Regions from separate parts of the Mus musculus genome. Here region 1 is linked to region 2. The links are chromatin loops, found by intact Hi-C in ENCODE. Cell type or tissue: heart. All regions are shown on one strand.

Region 1 (8,000 bases), 51 kb before region 2:
GTGTTGTGGGACTGGCTGTGGAGTTTGCGCTGGCCCAGACAGGAAGGAACCTATGCCACTGGTCTGGCGGAGTTCCTGGGTGCCTGGGTCTCACTGGTCCTAGATACTTCTGGTGTTAGGACAGATGTTGTGTCCTCCTCACCTCTGATCCTATGATCCTGGGAGTGTTGGAGCGCCTGGGAGTGGGTCTTCCTCTGCCTGTTATGGAACTGGTTGTGGAGTTCACACCCAAGGTCTGCTCAGGGCACTGGTCCAGATCTGCTTTAAACTCTTGAAAAAATACAATTCTATCATGCTATAACTTATTTTAATTTTATGATTCAGTGAATTTTAATTAGTTTACAGAATGCTGCAACAATTTCTGTAAGTCAAACTAAACATATTTTTCATTACTTTAAGAAGGTATTTTATAGGCCGGGCGTGGTACATGCCTTTAATCCCAGCACTTGGGAGGCAGAGGAAGGCAAATTTCTGAGTTTAAGTCCAGCCTGGTCTACAGAGTGAGTTCTAGGACAACCAGGGCTACACAGAGAAACCCTGTCTCGAAAAAAAAAAAAAACCAAAAAAAAAAAACAAAAAAAAACAACAAACTAACAAAAAGAAGGTATCTTACACTCATTTGGAATCAGCACACTAAGTGCTCCTAGCCTATAACAATTGTAGTGTGCACTTTGTCTCTGCAGTTTTATTCTTTCTGGACATTTCATATACATAAAAGCTGTTAGAGTATGCTGTCCTGTAGTTCATCCATGTTGTAGCACATATTCAAGCTTCATTCCTTAACATTCATTAGCATATATTATGAGGGCTATACTACATTCTGTTATTCACTCATGAGTTGATGGTCATTCAGATTATTTTTATTGCTGGGTATCGAGATTTGCTTCAATGGTGAAGAGAACTTGTCCTTGCAGGGGACCAGAATTGGGGTCCCAGCACCCATATCAGGCTGCTGTTCACAATCACCTGGAACTCCAGCTCCAGGGGATCTGATAACCTTATCTGGACTTCAAGGGCATCTGCATTTATATGTACCACAGACACAAACATAACACATAATTGAAAGATAAAAATAAATCTTAAACAATACTAAATTTAAAAAGAATGACATTGAGGTTTTGATAGAGCGGGAATGGTGACTGACTCTCACCTTTAATCCCAGCACTCAAAAGGTAGAGGCAGGCAGATCTCTAGGCTGTTTTACAGAGAGGAAGTTCCAGGGCAGCCAACGATACACAGAGAGTCCTATCTCAAAAAACCATACCGGATGAGAGAGAGAGAGAGAGAGAGAGAGAGAGAGAGAGAGGAAGAAAGGCAGACAGACGACAGACAGACAGAGACACATACACACAGAGACTCATAAAGACACAGAGACAGAGAGAGATCCATGGGAGGCCTTTCCATTCTCTACTGTCTTCTTCCATTTTTTTCTTCAGCGTTTTAATATTTCATTATAGAAGTCTTATTTCACTTTTTTGTTAGATCTTTCCTTACTCATTTATTTTTTTGCAACAACTGTGAAGTTGTTTTTCTGATTTCCTTCTGGACATGTTACTGGTATATAGAAAAACTACTGATTTTTATATGTTAATTTTATATTTTGCCACTTTTAAAGTGTTTATCCTGTTGTTTGGTAGGGTCTTTAGGATCTTTTATGTATAAAGTCGTATCTGCAAATAAGGATACTTTGTCTTCTTTATTCCCTATTTTTATCTCTTAATTCCTTGTTCTGTTGCTGTAGCCAGGTGTACAGGCATGCTTCTGAGTAATTGTGGAAAAAGTGAAGACCTTTCATAGTACAGACACACTGCTTGGAACCTGAGTCTGTTCCTTTACAGACTCTGTCTCTGACCAGGTTTCTATCAAACTGAACAGTGTGTGGTTTGTCCCCAAGGTCTCCAGGTAATTCTGCTGGCCAGGTTTCAGTATTAGATCTCATGATACTTCTTGGAATTTCTAGAGAGTATGTATGATGCACTGAGGGTCTCGGGTTACCAAGATATGCTAACTCAGGAGGGACCTTTCCATCATGGCCTCTTGTGTATCGCCTGGTTGAGAGCTGAGAGAAAGGGTTCCTCCACGTCTCCCTTTGATATTTTCTTCCTTCCTCTTTTTCTCTTTAAGACATCTGTAAGTATACTAGCCAGTATTCTTTAGAGGGACAGAGCCAATAGTCATATACATTAAAAGGTAATTTATTAGACTGACTTACATACAAAAGTCAGAGTAGGCCTGCAATAGCTGTCATATGGGAGAGGCTGGAAAGCCATAGGTGGTTCATCTACCAGGGTGCGTGCCTCAGCAGTCTCAGTTGGGTGCTGGAGTGTTCCTCAACAGCCACTGGTCTTCAGTCCATATTGAAAGGCAGAGGAAGCTGGGTTCTGGTGTTCTTGAAGGACAGTAAGAGCAATTAGAGCACTGGCAGCAGGGGATGGACAGGGGGACTGGGTGGATGGACTGGAGAATGGGGTGGGTAGACTTGAGAGTGGGTGAATGGACTTGGAAATGTGGTAGATGGACTCACCAGGGAGACGCAAAGGCAGTCAGGGAAAAAGTAAAAGCTTTCCCTCAGATCTACTTCTATACGTGCTAGTGCTACCCGCATTGCTCATTTCTCTTCCCACTTTAACCTAGTAGAGAAAACCCCTCACAAGTGTGATCCGAGCCTTTCTGCTTAGTTGAATTTTAGATCCAGTCAAATTGATAGCCAAGCTTAACCATGTCTGAGGCACCACTGAGGTACTGCACCATGTGAGGTCTTCAGTGGTGTGCCTTCCTGTTTCAGCAGATACATTTCCTTGCTTGGTGGGTGCTGACAGGCACTTAAGTTCTCCTGCTGGTGGCTTCAGAGTAACCCTTCAGGTACAGGTGGTGCCCGCACCTCCTTTGGATTTTCTATATCACTTAAAGCTATACTGCACCCTATGATATACAGCCAGATTAGTTTTGTGTAACATATTTATCATATAGTTGAACTTCCTTAATCTGAATAATTTTCTTGATTGTTTACAGTAATATCACACTACTATAGTAGGGATGTCACAATAACTATTTTGCATTTAGAAAGCCATTAGATTTTTTTTGTTACATTTTGTGTGTGTGTGTGTACGTACGTACGTACGTATGTATGTATGTATGTATATACAAGAGTGCCATAGTGCATATAAAGAGGTCAGAGGACAACTTTCCATTAACTGGTTCCTTCCTTTCTCCGTGTGTATTCTGGAGAAACAAAGGCCATTGGACCTGGAGAGAAAGAGCCTTAATCTGCTGAGCCATTTCACCAGCCTTTTTCCATAACACACCTGTTGACCATTACCCACTTAAAACCGTGTGTATTTCTTCATATGAATTATTAAGACACGGTCTGAACTTAAGTAGATACCAGTTTTTATTTTTATTGTATTTTTCTTGAAAAGATGGATCAAATGTTAGAAGGCCAATTTGGGAATCATATGTAGATGGGCTGAGTGATGTTTGATTTTATATACTTGTATTCAGATAAGATTCTTGGATACTGACCTAGTAGTTCTTTCTTCTCAGAAAAGTACCTAGATGTTCAATTGAATTTAGTTTTTATCATAGATTTTTAAAGGAGACTTTATGTATGTATGTGAGTACACTGTCACTCCCTTCAGACACACTAGAAAAGAGAAATAAATTTTTTATATTGTATGTGTATATATGCACATGTAGTACTCATTTGGTGAGCTTGATTTTATTGTAAAGAACAAAGACATGTGACAGCAGTTTGCAGAAGTAATTTTAATAGCCCCTTTCCCTAGTTAGAACTTTAAAACAAAACAAAACACCGATTACCAAATATGTCATAATATTTTATAGAAAGTAGGAAATGTAAGGTTGAACTGAACTTCTATTTAGCTTAGTTCTAGTGATAATACTGATTAAAGCAAAATTTATATTTAATGGTAGATTTCATTTTCTTTCATTAAATTATATTATAGAATGTGGTTTGTGATGGTAATACACTATACTCATAGAATAATAACACTAATAGCTATTTTATTAAAAATTTTAATAGACTTTATTTTACATTTTTAGTTATTTGTCTATGTATGGATCAGTGTGTGGGAATACGCATGGGTGCAGTGCCACAAGAGACCAGGAGAGGGCGTTGGATCCTCAGGAACTGGGGTTATAGGAAGTTGTGAGCTGCCCAGTGTGGGTGCTGGGAACTGAACTATCCTCCGCAAGAGCAGCGAGTAATCCTCAATGCGGAGCCATCTCTCAAAAATTACTACAAATGACAATATGAAAATATTATTAAAATGTATTTTCTTTATTTCTCTTATAGGGTCAACAGATTTCATTAGCACCAATCCAAAAGCTGGAAGAAGCTCTTTATGAGTACCAGCCCCTGCAGATAGAGACCTGTGGCCCACAAGTTCCTGAGCAAGAGCTCTTAGGACGGCTTGGGTAAGCAGCAGAAGCACTTTCCGTGAGTGATTGTGAGGGCTTTACTTATAGAACTGAATCCTGCTTCTCAAGAGTAAGTGGTACGTAATCCTAAGTTAAGTTTTGGTCAGTGTATCGACTTTTCAGTGTCTTCACTAGCTCTGGAGCTCAGGACTGGATGCAGGCATTCTCCTTCTGAGGCTGTCTTAGGCAGACATATCTGAAGTGGCTGTTTTAGCTTACCACTTGCTTCTTTGAATCAAAGATTAATTACCTTAGTAAGTAACAAGTCAGTGAAGATATGAATTCAGTAGGTTTAATCACTGTCCTCTATCTTTGCTGAAACTAGACTTTTGTGAGCTGAGCTATGACACATTTTTTCAGGAGGTATAATGTAGCCAGCGGCTAGCAGTTGAACTGTATGTTTCCTTTTGTGAAATAAACTTGATCTTGCCATTTGTGAACAATAATGATAGTTTTTTTGGAGCGGATGAAGTTTAGAAGTCCAGACACAGATGATGCTGGATGTAAAGAATCATTTTTTGGTCTGGTTTTCTTCAGTGTAAACTATTGAATAGAAGGCTGGTTCAGAAATTGTGTTTCTGAACAAAAGAATATAATATGAAATAAAAACAATACATAAAATGAGGCCAAGTAATTAAAATTAACAACGATAGCAGCAGAGATAAGAAATAGTAAACATATAATAAAACCTGTATGTGTCCTCAGGCTAAAAACAACACCTTGAAGATGATGGATAATATTCTACATATGATTACTGAGGCTCTAATGTAGACATAAAGTGAAAATGACATATTATTTGATTATCCACTGTCTTAGTTATGGTTTTACTGTTGTGAAGAGACACCATGACCTAGGCAAGTCTTATAAAGGACAACATTTAATTGGGGCTGGCTTACAGGTTTAGAGGTTCAGTCCTTTATCATCAAGGTGGGAGCAGGGTGGCATCTTGCAGGCATGGTACAGGAGGAGCTGAGAGTTCTACATCTTCATCTGAAGGCTTCCAGGCAGCTAGGTCTAGGTTATTATAGCCCACACCCACAGTGACACACCTACTCCAACAAAGCCACACCTACTCCAACAAGGCCACACCTCCAAATAGTGCCACTCCCTGGGTCAAGCAAATATAAACCATCACATCCACTATTGGCGGGCTCTTAAGGATTGATAAAATTTAGTTCTATGTTATCTTAAAATCCTATGACCTCTAAATATGAAGCCAACAAAATAGAGAATCTAAAACTCCCTCGAGACAGCAAATTTATTTATAATTTGCTATATGATACCTGTTTTACAGTATGAGGGCATAGGTATACATGCATTATAGGAGGAGTATGTCTGTGTGTATGTGTGTGCAGCTGCATGTGCACATGTGTGTACATGTGTGTGGAGGCCACAGGTCAACCCTGGGTGCTATTCTTCAGAAGCCATCAACTTTATCTTTTGAGATAGGAGAGCACTGGGACCTGGGCCTCACTGATCAGGCTAACCTGCACCATCTCTCCCGTGGGATTACTAGCAGGTAGCACTCTGGACCTTTGCATTGGTTCTAGTGATTGCACTCAGATACTCATGTGTGTATGGCAAGCACTTCACTCACTAGCCCCAAGAATACTATATTTTATGACATAGAAAAGTTATATGTAGCACAGACGTTGGTTTAAAAGAACTTTGGCTGAATTACCATCAGCCAGAACTATCATTTTTAATCTTTCCATAGAATCTTTAATGTCAATAAAGATTAAGTATTTAAAACAAACCCTTCTCTGTTAAAGAGTTTTACATTTTCTTATAAATTTGTTATAAAAACTACATTTATGAGATCATGGAAATGATCATAAATAATAGAAGTGCATTGTTGGATTTATTACATGGAAAATTAAAGTGGTTTGGGTTAAAAATATTTATTTATTGAAAGAGAGAGAGAGAGAACTGTGAACCGTGTACCATGGTACCATGGTGCTCATGTGGAGGTGAGGGGCGTCAGTTCTCTTCTTCCGCCACGTGGCTTTGAATTCAGGTTGTTAGTCTCTGAGCAATCCGAGTAGCCTCAGAGTAGTGGTAAAGGACAGGAAGGAGAGGGACGTTTACTATTGTAACATCTTCTAGCAAAACAGGAATAAGAAGCTGTTCAACCTAACCAGAGAAAACAGTAAGTTCATAGGAACTGTAATTAGAGCAAAAAGATGGCTCAACAGTTAGAGACCTTGCTTCATGTGCATGTGGTCTAGAGGTAGGACTCCTAGACGCCTCATAAATACAGGTGGGTGTGATAACCCACTCGAAATGCTAGGCTCAGCTGCTAGAGATAAGGGATCCCTGAGCAAGCTGATTAATGGGACCAGCTATATTGGCAAGCTCTAGAGTTGATCTCATGATGAGAGAGCCTGCCTCGCTGAATACAGTGGAGAAATGAGAGTGGATGATTTTTTAACATCAACATTTGACCTCCACATATATGAACACCCACATGCAAGCATTGACACACCACACACACACACACGCACACACACACACACACACACACCATGTGCCCCATACATGAAAATGGAAAAAGAAAATGCTTAATAAAAGGTAGGAAAAGAAAAAAATAAGAAATAGAAAATAGCCCGCCAATATAATATAATATAAATAGATATAGTGTTAATGACATCATGTGTTAAATGTGTGGCCTAAAGAGCTGGTTCAGCAGTTAGAGCACTTGTTGCTCTTGCAGAGGTCCCTTATTTGTTTCCCAGCAGCCACTTTGGATTGTGAGCCCACCTATAGATCTGGTATCTACAGGTACTGAACAGAAGTGGTATATGTACATACATACATGTACACACACATGCACATGAGATTAATAAAACAAATCTTATTTTTAAATGTAATGTAATTGTAAAAGTTTAACTATTGTTAACTAGGCAATAGAAATTTCTATAATGCTATAAATGCTGTATGTAGATCAATACTGTCCCCTGTGGTTACCACTGGTCACTTTCTACTGAGCACTTACAACGTACATAGTGTGAAGAACTCAATTGAAAACATTGAAGTTCACTAAATGTTAAGAGTTTGAGTTTGTTTGATCTGCATTTTATTGTTCTAATTTTGCTATGACCCTATCTATTATCCCTTCACGTAGTTCTTCCTTATGTTCTGTTTTGATCCTATACCTCTGGTTTCATATGTTAGACCCTCTAAATGACCTGTTTCTTTAGGTGAGGTAACAGACATATACAGCAGGCTATTTTATGAAGTTGATTAGACAATTTAGTGTTATTAAGTCATTTCATATTGTTGTGTAATCCATTATCTGTACTATCTCTAGAGCTTTTTGTTTTGTAATACAGAAACTGTATTAGATATGACATCTTAATCCTCCTTCCTTCCCAGTGCCTTTTTGTCTCCTAGATCTGACAACTCTAAATGTCTCATAAAATGGAACCACATAGGATCTCTCTTTAGTGAATGTTGTAAACTAGGCAGTAGAACTAAGCTCCTATCACATAGCATCATATCCTCAAATGTGAGTCCTGTTGAAGAGTGTAACAGGCCATTTCAGGTTAAATAACGGCATG
Region 2 (8,000 bases):
GATTAATGGGAAAATATGTTTGGAAATGTGAACTGGAATCACATATAATAGACCATGAATGGTAGGCTGTGGAGTTTGGAGCTGATTCTTTAGAGCCTGGAGCCAATTAATGTCTATTTATGTAAGAGTCGGGGAGATCTTTGTCCTGAGAATAATTGAGTAACTATGGAAAGACTGAAATGGAATGTGTACACTCTGAGTCAGTTCTGACACTGTTAGCAGTAGTCCTTGAATGATGACAATGGCCCAGTGTGGTGCTACACACCTGTTACCCAGCATATGGGAAGCTGAGACAGGAGAATCATGAGTTTCACACCAGCGTGGGCTACATAGTGAATTCAGCTGTTCTGGGCTCCATGTCAAAGACAGTACAGAACACAATAACAAACTCAACATAAACAGTAAAGCAAAGATCTCAGCATAAACAGTAAAGCAAAGATAGTCAAGATCTGAAAGAAGATGTTTGGTGGCAGTGAGATGATGTGTGGAATAAGAGGAAGGAGAAGCAGTCACGATGCAAACAAGGTAGTAACTTAACCTTGGAAATAAAGTGTGCAAAGGAAGTGTCAGGTCATAGAACGTGGGATCCATGATGTCTGGTACAATGTAGCAAAATTTTGATGGCTTATGATAGAGCCATGTATAACCTTCCTTATATAATATACAGAGAGCATAATCTTTCTGCTTTCATAAAACAAAAATTACACTTTAAGAGGCTGTTTTTTAGTATAGAATATTATAATTTCTGTATTTGTTAGTCATTATGTAATCTTTTACTCTACCAAGTTTATAAATAAAGCTTTCTTTATTCATATACATATCTTATGTATTGTATTTTGCTTTCCTGTTTGTTTTTCGAGACTGGGTTTCTCTGTGTAGCCCTGGCTGTCCTGGAACTCACTCTGTAGACCAGGCTGGCCTCAGAAATCCACCTGCCTCTGCCTCCCAAGTGTTGGGATTAATGGCGTGAGCTACCACTGCCCAGCGGATTTTGTTTTCTTTACAGTTTCAAGTTTTATACTAAAATTAGCCAAATATGTAATAATTTGTTTTTAAATAAATACCTTCTGATTTTGGTAAATATTTTCAATATTTATGAAAAATCATTTGGTCTATTGGCTGTTGTGGATAGTGGTGAATTTATCCAAGTTTATGTTACAGTGCCTATATTAGAAATACTTTTCTTTTGCTGTGGTAAAACACCACAAGGCAGCTTGTAGAAGGAAGAGTTTGTCTCATGGCTCCAGAGGGATAAGAATTTATCATGGTGTGGATGTATGACAGCAAGAAGCAGGTGGCTGAGAGATCAGATTCTCTCAACCTTAACCTCAAGGAGGGAGCAACCAGGACGTGTGTCAAATATATGAAGTCTGAAAGCTTATTCCCAATGGTGTATTCTCCTGAAAGGTTAACTCTCCCTACAACTTCTTCCAAAACAGCACCATTAACCAGAGACCAAGTATTCAAATACAGTGGGGAACAATCTACATTCAGAACACCGTAGTGCCCAATTCTTAAGATATTCCTATGTTTATGTCTATTATTTATACAGAATCTATCCTTAGAGGTCAATCTGTAGGGATATCCAACACTGCCACCATACTTAAATAGCCAGGGCTTCTCTGTTCTTTAGTTTATACTCAAATCAAGGAAACATTAGTTGCATTACATGATTATAAATTTACAGTGGGAGCTACTTTATCCTAAAATGCATAGTATAGCCTTGGGTAGCAATACATTGTAGTTTACTTCAGCTGATGTTAGAATCTGTGTAACGGTCTGGACTGAGTAGTAAATCCTGGTGGGTGTGCCTATGGATTTCCAGAGCTAAGCCTTGCTTTTGAGATGGCTTAGACATCTGGCATAATTGCTCTTGAGTATGTTGGTATAAATGTGAAACAGCTTTATTATTGAGCTTCTTTTTCACCTTCAATCCTTATCCACTGGCTAGACCAATAAAGAGTGACGGGATAACCATCCATGGAAGTTATGTTATTAGGTTGGACTTCATGAAGCCATGTGCTTTTATAGTCAGACTACCTGCAGAATTCTGGACAGCATTGGAATCATAGTAGCTTCTTCATTTATCTTTGCATATACAGTTATCCATTCAATCTTATTCTATTGTTGTGCTTAGTTAGGCTAGCACATTAAGGGATATATTTAGTTAAGTGATATATTTAGTTTTAAAGAATGTTGCATTTTAGCACTAGTCTGAGTACCCTATTGTTGTTGTTTTTAGTTGTTTTTGTGAAGTGTTGCATGTGTGTCTGTGGGTGTAGGTATACCTACATGTACACGTGTAGTGGCCAGTGTATTATCCTCAGGAGCATCAGCCACCTCTTTTAAAACAGGTCTCACATTGCTCTGGCTCACCAGGATAGCAAGGCTGGCTCCACCCATCTTCCTGCCTCTACCTTCTTAGCACTGGGATTGAAATATGGATCACAACACACGTATCTTTTATGTGTATGCCAGAAATCGAACTTGGGTCCTCAGCTTGCATAACAAACACTTTAGTGACTAAGTTATCTCCCTGGTCCAATGAAAATATTGTGTAGTTATGGCTAAACATTGTGGGCCATAGGGTAGTGCAGTGCGCGGGATTGAAACCAGGGCCTTGAACATCTTAGTCATGTTCTACCAGCAAGACCATCCAAGCTCATGGGATGAAGTCCTTACACTTCTAAGCGCTCTTGCTTAGTCTTGACATCCGGAGCACAGAACTGTATGGGGCAGGTCTGTTAACTCATGGTGTTAAATGCAAACTTTAAATGGGTGCCCTACAGCCTGGTACAGCTATGAGCCTGTGACAGGAAGATCATTTGAACTCAGTAGTTTGAGGCCATCCCTGGAAATGTAGGAAGAGCCAGTCTCAAAGTGAAGCATGCGGAAAGCTCACTCTGTTCTGCAAGAAGCAGGTCTTATTCTCCAGGCTTCACGGCCTTTCTTACTTTGAACCAGTTCGGAATGCAGGTCGAAACAGGGCCTAGTAATTTAAAAGAGAAGCAACTCATATGAAACCATTTTTATTTCCATTTCAATTCTAAAACTTGTTCCAGGGGCATGTTCCAGGGTTTATCACATAGAGGCTGTGACACTGCTTGTAGTGGCACTGCTGGCTTGCTCTGCACTCTGGCCCTTCCTGGGAGCTCTGTTTGACCAGCAGCAGCAGGAGCTGAGTCCAAGGTGTCTGCCAGATGGTCAGTGCAGGGCTCTGAGGGGAAAGGAAATGGTAAGAGGAGCCCAGACCTGAGGAAACAAAGGCTTTCTGAAGCAAAGCGTAATTATACCACCTACTGGGGAGTAAAAACTGCTAAAAGGGAGATGGAAAAATGATGATTTAACTTGAAGCCCAGAAAACCCATCAAGTCTAATGTTTCAACTCCTTTCTCCTCTAAGGTCCACTGTTCATTTTTCCTCCTCCATCTCCAGAGTCCGGTAGTGATTATGATGCATAGTAGCAAAGGAAGGTGACTTTAGACAGACCATGCAAAAGTTAGAGCTCAAGATGTCCTCTATATAAGAATTATAAACGCTTTTGAAAGTATACTGTTACACTTTATTAAGAAAATACTGATTTTTTAAAAAATTAAATTTAGTCTGTTTTCAGTAAAAATAGGGCTATAGCTACCAAAATAAGCAATCCCACACTGGTTTCTATGTATAAGACTTAATAGATATTTAAAATAAAGCCACGAAAAGCACAACTAGTGTCTTGGCATTGGCTAAGTAGAGCTATTATGTCCAGGACCCAGAAAGCTTGATTTCTCGAAATGAATTTGCATAAGATATATTTCTTGTTTTGTTCTATAAAATTATACATTAAATGTTGTTGACCTCTGACATAGTCCCAAGAGATGTCATTTATAATGATCACAGAAGAAAAAACAGGTGTGGAGGCAGGCGGGGAAGTAGGCAAACCCCTAAGTTCTTGACATCTGGCTCTAGTGTGGCAGATCCTTAAAGAGCTTCGGTATACCAGAATTATTAAAGGATTTAAACAGTGAATAAAACACCAAGAAACAAAACCCTACAACCAAATAGTAAGATCAACTATATTTCTAAATGGAATTAATATAGATTGCCTTGGTTCAAATATTTTGAAACAATTAACAGTAAAAGTTTTGTGCAGTTCTGGAGATCAAAAAGAGCAATCTAAGTAGGGAGGACTCTTAAAGACCCCGGCCAGACATGCTCAGTGTGAGTGACTGCACAGGGGAATGCGCAGTCTTCAGTGCTATGCAAAGAAACTTTAATTGACTTATTTTGGCAATGAGAATCACACAACTTACCGTTAATAACTCAACTTTAACAATATTTGCTCACTGCATTGGATTATGACTGTTCAAGAAGTACTATTTTCAAACACTAATTAATCATTTTAGATAAACTTTTAAAAAATGCATTTATGGCCTCAATGAGTATGACTGTTTATTACATTTTCCTTATAAAAGCTGAACTGTTTTATATACTCTTTATGGAAACAGTGCACCATCATAAATTAGAAGATGCAACTGTTTTAGGTATTTTACGGGGTCTGGGCTTGCCTGCCAGCTGTGCAGCTGTTTCAGGCTTCTCTGCGTAGCATATAAAACGCTGGATGCACACTGCAAGTGTGTGTACTGGACTTGCCAAGCCAGGATGCTGTGACTCAACTTTCCCAGAAGCAAGCCAGACCAAATGCCGTGAATCAATAGTTAGCTGCACATGGACTTTTATTACAGCTGGGAGAGCCAATTCCATTTGTGACAGTTGTTTTCTGACTGTTGACAAATACTGCAGTGCTTGGATTCTACTGGGTCTGAACCAAATGGGACCTTTCTTTTCAGGATCTGGGAAGAGAGTAATGTGCCATTATTCGGTTTGTGAATAAAAATCAGCTAAAACACAAGTCAAAAATGGGAGGATTTAAATTCCATTACTTACTCGTGTGGTTAGCATTGAGTTTGCGGTATAAGGAGTAGAGTTAGAGTTTCTGAGGCAGCTCACCATGTGCTTTGTTTGTTGATAGAAATCCTTTTGGGGTTGTTTTGTTTGCCCTTTTTTTGGGGGGGGGACAGGGTCTGTGTAGCACTGGCTGTCCTGGACACACTCTGTAGACCAGGCTGGCCTCAAACTCAGAGATCTGCTTGCCTCTGCCTCTTGAGTGCTGAGATTAAAGGCAAGCATTACCATACCCTGCCCTAACCAGCAGAATCCTAACAGCTGGCATTTTATTGTGCTCTGGGAGAGTAATAAGAAAATAACATTGTAGTTATGTGTAGATTCAGTCCATTCCTGTCCAGCTCCTGTGAGACTTAAGGCTCTACCTGGAGCTCATCAGCGACACCTAACAGTTTCTGAAGTCGGATGCATCCTCAGAGGCGGGTAGCATGGCATGATTCATGCTTCATTTTATCTCTTCAGGTTTTCATTTCTATACATTTCATATGATCCTGTAGTATGATATAGAGTATCCATTACTAATATTTGTTATAATTTATAAATAAGCTTTGAGGGTAGATGTACAAATAACTTGTATGCTATAAATATACTACCCAAATAGTTTTAAATTTTTGCTCAATAAACATTTATTTCTTTCTCCTTTGACTTTTACCCCTTGGCAGAAAAGCAAAGATTTGAGTTAAGACCATGATTTGTGGCAGTGTGAATAAATTATAGCCAATTCCAGGAGTTTGACCTGTCTCATTTTGACAGCGTCTTCTATTTGGTCCCTTAAGTTGCCATACATGTCTTAATCATACAAGCTTATTAAAACATATGCACAAACAAAAAACTGACTTGTTATTATGTTAGAAATAGGAAGTTGCTCATGCATTAAGATCTTGACACACAGGAAGTTTGAATGAATAAGTAGAAAAGGTTCCAAGCTATTAAAATGTCCTGCTTCCTGATTTATTCATTTATCGTACCTGTAATTCTGAAAGTGGGCGAAGGAGCTTTGTTTCCAGGGCCCGTGTGGCTTCCTGCAGAGGCATTAAAGCAAGGCTGGAATTATTCTTTCCTGCAGTGCAGCTGTCTGGCTGACAAGTCAGTCCTCGGCTGAGATCCTCTGAGTTTTTAGGCCTGTTGTATCTATTTTTATGAAGGCATTAATTTTTCATTGGTAAAAAAGCTGAGACTGAAGAAACATTGTTGTTCTGCCTTTTGAGATGGGTTTGTCCTTCTGTACTTAGGACTCTATGACTCTTCAGGTCATTGTTCTCAGCTTAGGCTCTGTCCCACACTTCTTAGACGTGTACTTTCTAAGGTTCCTGTCCTTGCAAGGACAGAGACAGTATGCTTCTGGGATACCGAGGTGACTGTGAACTACTGTGTGCTCTCTTCCTGAGTGTGCTTGTTTTCCGTATGTAAGGTTTTGCTTTAAAATGCTTTTGTAAAGCCGGGCAGTGGGGCAGTGGTGGTGCACACCTTTAATCCCAGCACTTGGGAGGCAGAGACAGGTGGATTTCTGAGTTCCAGGCCAGCCTGGTCTACAGAGTGAGTTCCAGGACAGCCAGGGCTACACAGAGAAACCTTGTCTGGAAAAACCGAAACAAAACAAAACAAAACAACAACAAAAAAAGCTTTCGTAGAAATGTTAGTAGCATAATAGTGTGCGTGCTGGAAAGGACAGTATTCGCTGGATGTCTAAATAGCTTCCAAAAAAACGAATCAGTACTGGAAATGGTGAAAGAGTGGATATTTTAACATTTCATCCAAATGTACAGGTTATAAGGACTATTCTTAGAATTCATTGTCCTTTGTAACTTAGTAGTAGTTGGGCAATCCATATATATGTGTGTGTGAACCTGAACATTTCAATCTTGGAATTCCTTTCCAAATGTAGAATCAGTTTTACACTTGCTTTGCAGAATGTCACTGGCTTACGGTCTTCAAATCAATGGTGTACTTTTTGTTTTCTTTCAGGTATTTAAACCACGTCCGGGCTGCATCTCCACAGGATCTTGCTGGCGGCTATACTTCTTCTCTTGCTTGTCACAGAGCGCTACAGGATGCGTTCAGTGGGCTCTTCTGGCAGCCCAGATAACCTGTATTTTCTCATGTATAAGATCTGGATTGTGGAGCCAAACCAAGGGGTTTGAAAGTATAGAGGTTTGTAAAGTTCCAGCCCCGCAGCTGCACAGCACACCACCACTGCTGCTGTGCTCAGGTGTTTATTGCAGTCTGGACCAAGCTGAGAAATGTGTTGCATATAGATTCATGGAAGAGGTTTATTTTTTACTTCTGTTCTTTAGACAGGGATGAAGAACATTAAACCTCATCTGACAGAAAAGAAATAAATGATTTGCCTATGTTTGGAGTTGACTTACACATTTTATAAAAAATAAAGCCTGACTTTATGGTACATTTTTGTGGGATTTTTTTTTCTTCCTCCTCCTCCTTGTGTTTTTCTGGAACATATTTCCAAATGCCTTTTTGATTATAACATTCAGTGCTATTATCCAAGTCTATATTTTCCCTATAAAAACTTCTTTTTCCCCTTAATGTCGTATTGATAGTGGTACAGACAAGTGGAGATGTTTCATCTTAGCAGCAGGCCGTGTCAAGAAAGCACAACTGTGATGTGGCTCTTCCTCAGCAGTAAGAGTCTGGGGGACTGTTTTGAGCCATGCAAAGTGAGGCAAACCTAATGTGGTTCCCAGCTGTGAGCCACAGAAATGATAAACCAGAGCAGGCCATTAACCTGCTTTAATGGCAGATTCAAAGATGTGAGCTAATAAAACTTAATACATCAATGGCACCTTTCACTGCTAATGTGAGCTCATTTTATGATGAGATGTTGAGACTGGAAAAGGTACCATGTAAGTGAAATTTCTCTGCATAAATTATAGACTGATGTAGTTTTCCACCCACCAAAGCTTCAAGGGATTTTACTGTGCTTGTGGTTTTGTGTAGTTTGGGTGTGTGTTGGTCAGAAGCATGAGCATCCCAGCCTGTGTGAGTCTGTCGCATGGGCCCCTGGGTATGGAACATAGGCTTTTCCAGGAAATTAA

Evidence for each region. Hi-C counts contacts between places; a loop is a spot of excess contacts. Peaks named below come from ENCODE experiments on the same cell type or tissue, not always from the same donor. Only the 100,000 strongest peaks of a DNase experiment are listed, where the experiment ranks them.
Region 1: a loop joins it to region 2, with 1.9 times the contacts of the local background. A loop is called at or near these places in 3 of 42 quality-filtered maps.

What each region holds. Positions count from the first base shown.
Region 1 is chr12:73,214,706-73,222,705 of GRCm38, forward strand. Mnat1 (menage a trois 1) reads left to right here. Exons shown (of 8, transcript NM_008612.2): 7 at 4,316-4,437. Among named protein-coding and RNA genes, the nearest start is that of Trmt5, 68 kb to the right of the region's middle. In heart, a CTCF peak has its summit at 4,121 (motif pointing right); no DNase peak of the experiment used is centred here; H3K27ac peaks cover 239 bases.
Region 2 is chr12:73,265,502-73,273,501 of GRCm38, forward strand. Mnat1 (menage a trois 1) reads left to right here. Exons shown (of 8, transcript NM_008612.2): 8 at 6,913-8,000. The coding sequence ends at 7,033. It also overlaps a transcript of Trmt5 not described here. Among named protein-coding and RNA genes, the nearest start is that of Trmt5, 17 kb to the right of the region's middle. In heart, no CTCF peak of the experiment used is centred here; a DNase peak (open chromatin) is centred at 4,640.